Linked DNA regions of Mus musculus: region 1 is linked to region 2. A link is a contact called in ENCODE Hi-C or POLR2A ChIA-PET data. All regions are on one chromosome and are shown on one strand. Each heading gives the region's core, a stretch centred on a gene start or an enhancer-like site at or near the end of the contact. The rest is flanking DNA. Distances are from core to core; before and after follow the strand shown. Region 1 has its middle 150 kb from the start of Gm36260. Region 2 has its middle 91 kb from the start of Gm36260.

Region 1 (4,137 bases), core at 1,590-4,089, 61 kb before region 2:
TGGGCCACTTGATGCATCTGAAAGGCTTCCTTGTTCACTTGAATGCAATGTTGTTACTGTACTATTGACAAATGTGTTAGATGTGCATCTAATTCAATGACTTATAAGACTCTAAGAAGACTGATGCTGCATTGTCTTTTCAGCATGGTACATACTACTGACAATACAGCAAAGATTAGTGCACATAGAAACGTAGTGCTTGGGATATCTGTCTCCAAGGTGACCAACTGTTCAATGCACTCTTGCCTATATAATGAACTCAGGTACATCATTATAGTGCATCAAAAGGTGTAAATTCCAGAACTGAGGCTGGGCTCTGGAACTTAATTTCCAAAATATGCTTTGTTACTTTGTTCATAAAACAATTTTAAAAAACTTGAAAAAATTAATTGTTGAAGATTGCACTGTGCGATCTCACGTTGAAACATCCTACTTTCATGAGCAGTATGAATTTGAAATGCAGTTCTTCATTTTTAACCATCAAATCAAATTTTGTCTTCACTGTCTCTAATATGCTAAGAGGCAGCTTGGTGTAATATGAATAGAAGAGTCCGACTCCCAGTCTGCCTTAACTCAGAATGCAATGAGTGTAGACAGCAGCATAATGGGGAAAGAAATTTCACTGTGCCACTAACTGTGCCCTTGGATAAGCTATTCCTTAAGTTCTCTGGGCCTCAGCTTGCTGAACTCTAAGATGAGAACACTACCTACATTCACCATCTGATGCTAGAGTGGCTTAGGGCTTTCAAGTGCTGGATGAAAAGAAACCCACGAGGGGTTACCTTTACTCACGCCAAGTTAAATCAAACTCAATGACTGCTACAACTATTTCCAAAATAGTTGAACTTTCATCATAGTGCAGCCATTACGCTCAGCAATATTAATCACTTTACAGTCACTATTTCCACTGAAAGTGGCCTGTTTGAGTCAAAATAATGGTTCCGGTGGCATAGTTGTGCCCACTATTGAAATCAGGCGTGTCTGGAGTGTGACATGGCATCTGTCTTGCAGCTGTCTGAGGCACTACAAATAGATGGGGCCCCCTACTAGAAAAGCAACTTCTTCAGCTGAAATTTCAAGTGAATGTTCAAGGGAAGTAGCACATGGCTTCCTAGCTTGGAACCCCGCCAGAATCATTAGTGTTAATGACCATCCTGCAGTGGTGGAACAAGCCGTGGGTGCCTTAACGATCATCCTGACTTCCCATCTGAAAGACGTCATCTCTGACAGCTGAGGGTCTGCAGCTTCTAGCCCAGCACATGAGGAATTTGCAGTGTGGTAAATCACTGCAGTGCTGTGAGCTCTTTGCAAGGGTGGCTGTGATACTTCTGGTGTGGAAGAACAAAGACCTTGATCTGCTAATGCCCCCAACTTAGTTTTATGCCAAAGCCATTTCCACGCTATCAGTAAATTTGTGCTTAGGGAGTGCTTACTAAGTTTAATATTGGCTTAAGAAGAGCATAATTAGAAAGGTAAATCTGCTGAGGAGGTAATCGAGTCATATCTTCCACATGTGGGTCTCTGTGTGTGTCAGTTCTAACCTTACACTTCCCATTATGTGCGTTTGTTTAAGACAATGATAAGCACCCAGTAGTATTACAATGAAAAACTCAGGAGTCTATCCTATATCCACGAGATTAGAAATATACTTATAGTCTATCCAATGTGTTTATAGACACCCCAAACTTGTTCTAGATTAAACTAAGGCATAATTTTCAAACAGATATACTTACAAATATACACATATATATTTACATTTATATTACTTTTCATGACCTTATTAGTTATGTAAGTCTTTGAAGAAAAGTAAAACATTAGAAAAATTCATACTTAAGTGCGCTGATAACTATCAGTAATTGTCCATGAACAACATTATAGAGCTAGGATTTTGATACATTCCCTTGTCCTTTATGTGCACGACTACAAGTTCATTTACTTTTATATTAAACAATTTAGTTTACTGTGTGTGCAGTGTGTGTAATGTAAATCACACATGTGTTTGCAGTAATAATACAATGTTGCCTTTTATTACTCTGTGCTTTTGCTTCCTGGTGCTACCAAAATTGGAGTCTCTTTTTTCCTGAGGAATAAGGGAAATATTTTCCAGAACAAATCCAGTACATACATTAAATTAAATTAAATGTTTAATATAAAAGCTAATTAGCACGTTGTATCTTTAAGAAAAGTCCACTAAACCAATTTAGTCTTGGGTCAACATAATTTATCAAGAAGAGGCATCCTGGACTAAAACTGCTATAAAATGCTTTGTTCTCCTTAGTAAAGAACATTCATTTATATCCCTGCTTATTCAATATCATTTCTTCTGTGTTTGCATTATAAAGCAGATATGCCTGGAAACCTTATTTAAAACTTTAGGAAAAGAAGTGAAGAAAAGTATGGCGATATTAATGTGTTTCATTAATTGCAGGGGCTGTAACCTCATTTGCTCAATTGCCCTGGGGATACAGTTACTGCTTCACATGAAGAGAGAATGGTAAATTGGGAAGCAAGAGTCTTTATGTTGAAAGCAGAAGTTGGAGGCAGAGGCAGAAAGTCATGTTCCAAAGAAAGCCGAGGCCCTGCTTTGCCCATTTAAAGCTGAGCTAAAGGCAGCACAAGGGCGGAATGCGAGGCAACGGGAAACAGCTGTAAAGTCCTGGGAAAAGAGAGGCCAAGTTAAAATGGAATTTCTGATAACCACATCAGCATTATCTTTCCCAGGGGCAATTGCCAAAACTGTGTTTGTTTATGGTTACTTGAAGATAAAGAAGAAACGTTGGACTGAGGGAGAAAGACTCCAAGTCCCTGAGAAACGAAAGTGTTTAGGATTCTCTTGCACAGCTTGGAATGCATGTCAGACAAGCCTGCCTAGGGGGTATTTCCTGCCTAATTTTTGCAGTCCTGCTGGGCAATGGCCCCCAAAAGCATGACTATTAAATTGCACCATGCATTGGCAGGACTTCTTTCTGAGTTTTGAGGTGGGGTTGGCACTCACAAATGAAGGTTGTTGAAGGAGACTCACATGCGCACTACAACATCTTTAAAATGAAGCCGCGGTCCTCAGGGCAAGTGTCTCCAGACCAGCCTGGTAGCTTTGGCAAAACATTGACAGCACTCGGTTTATGAGCTTGTAGTTCATTCCCTTGTGAGTTGTAAAGTTTCCAGAACTTTCTGTTGTATTATTTTATAGAGTTCCACAAAGAAAAAATAACGACAAACTCATGTTTGTGGTATATGGGATTTTCCATCATCTGGCTATTGCTACAATCACTTGCTATGCTTTCCCCAAGCCTGTCTCATGAAGCAACCATTCTAACTTGGGGCTGGTGGTGTGGCAACAGTAGTGGTGATGGTGGCCGTGTGGTGTGCTATTACTAAACGCTGCTCTGAGATGCTCAGATGATACAAATCTCTGTAACTCTTTCACTGAGCAAAGATTTTACATCTCCACTCGGGCCCACAAAAGCAAACAATTGCTTGTCAAATACCTATCCAGTGCTTGGGGGTTAAAGGGTCTCCTTTCTATACTTCCTTTGAAAATGTCACATAGTGCCTGATTCACTTTCATGGAGGCTATGTGTAGTAAGATGGATGTTCATTCCTTTGACTTTCAAAGTAAATGATCAGAACAATGTGGAAATGTGTGTGGAGTGGAGTTGAGCTTCACAAAGAAGTGGAGAATCCTTCCCTGTTAACAAACTTCTCTTGAATGTGTTCAGTAGTAGTAAGTAATAACCATTCTCTTGCCTACAGGATGCTGGACAAAGTAGAAAAGCTCACATGTAGATTTTGATCAGAGATTATCCTAAGTCAGGGGAAGAGCGATTCATTTTTCTAGGTTTCTTGGAAATATGTAGAAGGTGGGTTTTGAGAGGTGGAGACTAAGGACAGAGAATTTGGGGTAAGGAAAAAAAAACTAGAATAGGAGAAAATATAGATGGGTCACAGAATTTGTAGCTAAGGGCAGCAGGTTATAAGGGGATAGGGTAACAGGAATAAGGCTCAGGAAAGAGGGAGTCACTGAGCCATGAATCTTCCCAAGCGTAGTTGGAAAACTACAATGGTGTACAGTGCTACTGAAGATGAGCAAGGCAGAACTCATGGATGGGTAAAATGGGAATATTTGTTTTTTCTTTA
Region 2 (3,725 bases), core at 653-3,152:
AGGCTCCCCGGCTGCTGCTCTCTGAGGTTTCTAGATCCACCAACGCTGCCGTTTAGCTCAAATCTGTTATGCCCTGGTCCTTTCTGTGTGCCTGGCTGGGATTCCTCCACACCGACACTTAAAAAGGGTCAGTGAGAAGAACCGAAGAAGGGATAAAAGGTTTGTCCTCAGTGGACCCAACTCGATCACCGCCAGCTGGCGCTGAGGCTGTGCCTTGCTCTTGTCCAGCAATGCTTGTAGCATCTTCTAAGTGACTATTTGCTTTGAAGGAGCCTCTTGTTTATCTTCTCCTCTGACACAAAAAGGCTGTGCTAACTGCAGTAAATCTCCCTCGGTCTGGAAGACTTCTTAGGAGTCTGGCTTTTCCTCCCAACGCTTGTTGGCTTCTCCCGTGCCTGGTCCCCACTCCAGCCTGTGCTGCATGTATTTTTGTTCTCGGCATTTTTTTTTTATTTCTAAAATGACTATACCAAGAAATCTCATAAGATGTATGGAAACTTCTGTTTCCACTGAGCCTGCAGCGCGTGGGCTGGCAAGGTGTCAGGGGAAATGGCCTGGCCGGTTCTGCTGCCCAGCTGAAGAAAATGTAATAAACAGCGGGGCTTCTGTCTGTAGCTGTCAGGACACAGGCCCCAGCTTCTCCCTTTTAATGGCAATAAATAAATGACGGAAGTTTTAGGCACCGCACTAGTGAATTGGTGGCGAAGCCTCGGGCTTTTATCTCCCTGACCTCTGTTTGAACTCAACCTTGGTTCCTAAGTGCAGGGCAGACAAAGTGGGGTGGGAGGAAGGTTCCTTATCGACATGAACACCCCTTCCAGCACAACATAAAGAAATATGATGCCCTGTGTGTTTGCCTGTGACTTCGGGGTGACAGGGGCTAAGGGAAGATTTGTTGAAACCAGGCCCAACAGAGCTAAATGCCAGCTGTTATTTCTCCACCGGTCCACTGGGGTGGGACTCTAATAGAGAACACACTGATTTCAATAGTGTTTGTTTCCCAGGTACTGGCTATTGTAGGGCAATATGCATATACCACTGGGGCCAAGACGCTTTAAAATTTTAAATGGTTTCAGGATTTGGGGGGGGAAATATTTCCACCTTACACAAATTCTAGCCAACAGTTAATACTTAATAAGCCACAGATATATTCATCACAGTGTCTAGTTTTTGTGCATCATTTCATTTACCCCTTACAAGTTCATGAAGAGCTTGCTAATTTTTCCTAATGTTGTCTATGAGGAAGCTGAGGTTTAAAGAAGCTATGTAAATTATCTAAGGTTTTGGAAAATAGTGATGTCAGAATAAAAATCCCAATCTGTTTAAATTGTGGCACATCCCTGGAGAAAGCTCTTAGTGAGTAAATCCAATACATGATGCTCATGCCTCCTGTTCAATACCCCCCCCCCCCCCACACACACACACACACACGTAGCCTGACTTTCTGTTTATGACTGTGGAGACAACGGGTCTGCCTGAATTTGTGATTATTTATTGTATCCAAGAAGTCTAGGTCCTCTTCTGAAGGGAGAAAATGGCAGTAATGTTAACCAATATCTTTCTCTTGTGGTAGCTTTTACATGATCAGAAAAAAAGCAAGATTCAGGAAGTAATGGTTTTTATCTATTTATCTATGTAATTATTTGTTCATTTCTCTGTGTTAAATGCATGTGCATGTAACAGCATGCCCATAGAGGTCAGAGAACAGCTTTTCAACTTGGTTCTAGTTTTCCATCACTTTGAAGCAGGGTCTTTCTGCTGCAGTGCATAGCCCAGGGTAGCTCCTGTCTATTCCCCATTCCCATCCTCCCATCTCCCTGCAGCAGGGCTGGGATTACAGATGTAAACCATCACTTCCAGCTTTCTACGTGGCCTCCAGGGACCGTGCTTGTTCAGCAATCACTTTCTCCTGCTGAGCTGTCTCCCTGGATTTAGATGTTTTGTGAAGACAGGTGTTCATCATGCCTCCTGCTAAATTCTAGGCACCTTGTCAAGGGAGAATTTCCAGTATAACCAGGGGGACAAATTGAGTTTTAAAACAAGGCAGTTCCTGGTAGAGTTCCAGACTGGAGCAAGGCAATGGCAGAGCTTATGATTGTTTTTGTGGTGTTTACTATGAACAAGAAATGCTGGTTTGTGGGGTAGGGCACACTTCAGTGTCAGGAACCTGATTGCTGGTTTAATCATCAAGACCTAGCGAGTATTTTTAAGCTTTTGTATCTTTGCTTTATTTTATATCAAGGGAAGGCCTGAGATTTCAGAGAATTTAATCTCATGTTCCTGGCTCCTCTCCTAAGGGTCAAGGTAGACCATCAAGGTCGGCCCACTGTTACAGGCTGCGGATGCGTGTGTGCTGCCTGATTAAAAGCAGCAAAGATGCTTCAGTTAAGCTGCTGTCCACAAAGGCACAGAAACCTCTACCCTAAGGACTCTTTAGGAAAGGAAACATGTTCCAGGATAGCCAGGGATCTCTGCACCCAGTGGGAATACTGAGCCTTCCTGTGACCCCAGCCCAGCCTTATGGGGATAACCTTTTTTTTTTTAACTCTATTATCTGATAGTTCAGGTCTGACTCTCCTCTACCCCCCCCACCCCCTCCCCCTCCCCTCCAAGACCTTGTCTGACTAATTCCATCAGCTGTGAAGACATGAGCTGGAAAGGGAAGTGTCTTGCTTGAAAGCCAAGCCGACTTCAGTTCTGCCTCTACAGGACCTTGCATTGGTGTTTGTCCTTTTGTCCTTTGCCAGGATTTCTACATTCATAAATCCCAATGCTCTCATTTCTCACAGGGCATGGAGACATTGAACTTACAGCTATCTTACCAGATGATGTGAATAATCTTGCTTGCAGTAGGTACAATTTAAAGGCACTGCCCTTACCCTTTGTGGGCCAATACTGAAGGATTACTTTTTCTTGTCTATCATGTTCTACATTTCTGCCACAAAGAAGATCCAAAATATTTATTTTCTTACACCAGAAATCAAGCACTTAACATGCACACAGCTAATGAACAAGATTCTTCTAAGTCCCATCTCAGCCCAGTGTTCATTTCCAAACCCAACACTCATTTTATTATCTTGCTTCCTTAGGCTTGCGTTTAAATGGTGTACTAATTAATCTACCACTTCACTGGGAGATAAAAATAAAAGATCAGTTGCTCTCTTACTGTATGGAAGTGTTAATTCACAGTTCTTTTTCTTCCTACAGTAATAAAATATATGATTAGGAATTAGAGAGATGGCCCAATAGTGAAGAGCAGTTGCTGCTCTTCCAGAGGACCCCAGTTTGCTTTCTAGCCCACATTGAGGACCATATGACTGCCTGTAACGCCAACTCTAGAGGACTCAACGATCTCTTTTAGCTTCAGCAGGCACATGTACACACACGTGCATTCATATTTACACTGTCTGTCACACATGTACACATATTATCTTAAGATAAAATAAAATAAGGATATGATCAATTTTTTAAATATTTTTTATTACATATTTTCCTCAATTACATTTCCAATGCTATCCCAAAAGTCCCCCATACCCTCCCCCCCCACTTCCCTACCCACCCATTCAATTTTAAGGAAACATTTACTTTAAAAGATTTTGCTGCATAATGGGCAAGTGAGATAATGGCACTGAGAATTTAGAAGTATCTATGTGTGTGGAAACATGCATTTTGAGGCGATGTATATCACCATTCCATATGACAAGGTGGAGATCTGTTATGCCAGA

Evidence for each region. Hi-C counts contacts between places; a loop is a spot of excess contacts on that map. ChIA-PET counts read pairs that join two places held with the same protein, here RNA polymerase II (POLR2A).
Region 1: a loop to region 2 is called in a map of heart, with 2.0 times the contacts of the local background. The contact joins two enhancer-like sites. A Hi-C loop is called at or near these places in 1 of 37 maps with a recorded cell type or tissue (heart). POLR2A ChIA-PET finds 5 or more read pairs at or near these places in 2 of 5 experiments (Patski and embryonic stem cell).

What each region holds. Positions count from the first base shown.
Region 1 is chr7:71,530,318-71,534,454 of GRCm38, reverse strand. No RefSeq gene overlaps it. Among named protein-coding and RNA genes, the nearest start is that of Gm36260, 150 kb to the right of the region's middle. Within about 2 kb of position 2,839, at least 1 of the 3 ENCODE cell types and tissues checked has a DNase peak (open chromatin) inside an H3K27ac peak, as active enhancers do; it is heart, where a contact is called at or near this core.
Region 2 is chr7:71,468,753-71,472,477 of GRCm38, reverse strand. No RefSeq gene overlaps it. Among named protein-coding and RNA genes, the nearest start is that of Gm36260, 91 kb to the right of the region's middle. Within about 2 kb of position 1,902, at least 1 of the 3 ENCODE cell types and tissues checked has a DNase peak (open chromatin) inside an H3K27ac peak, as active enhancers do; it is heart, where a contact is called at or near this core.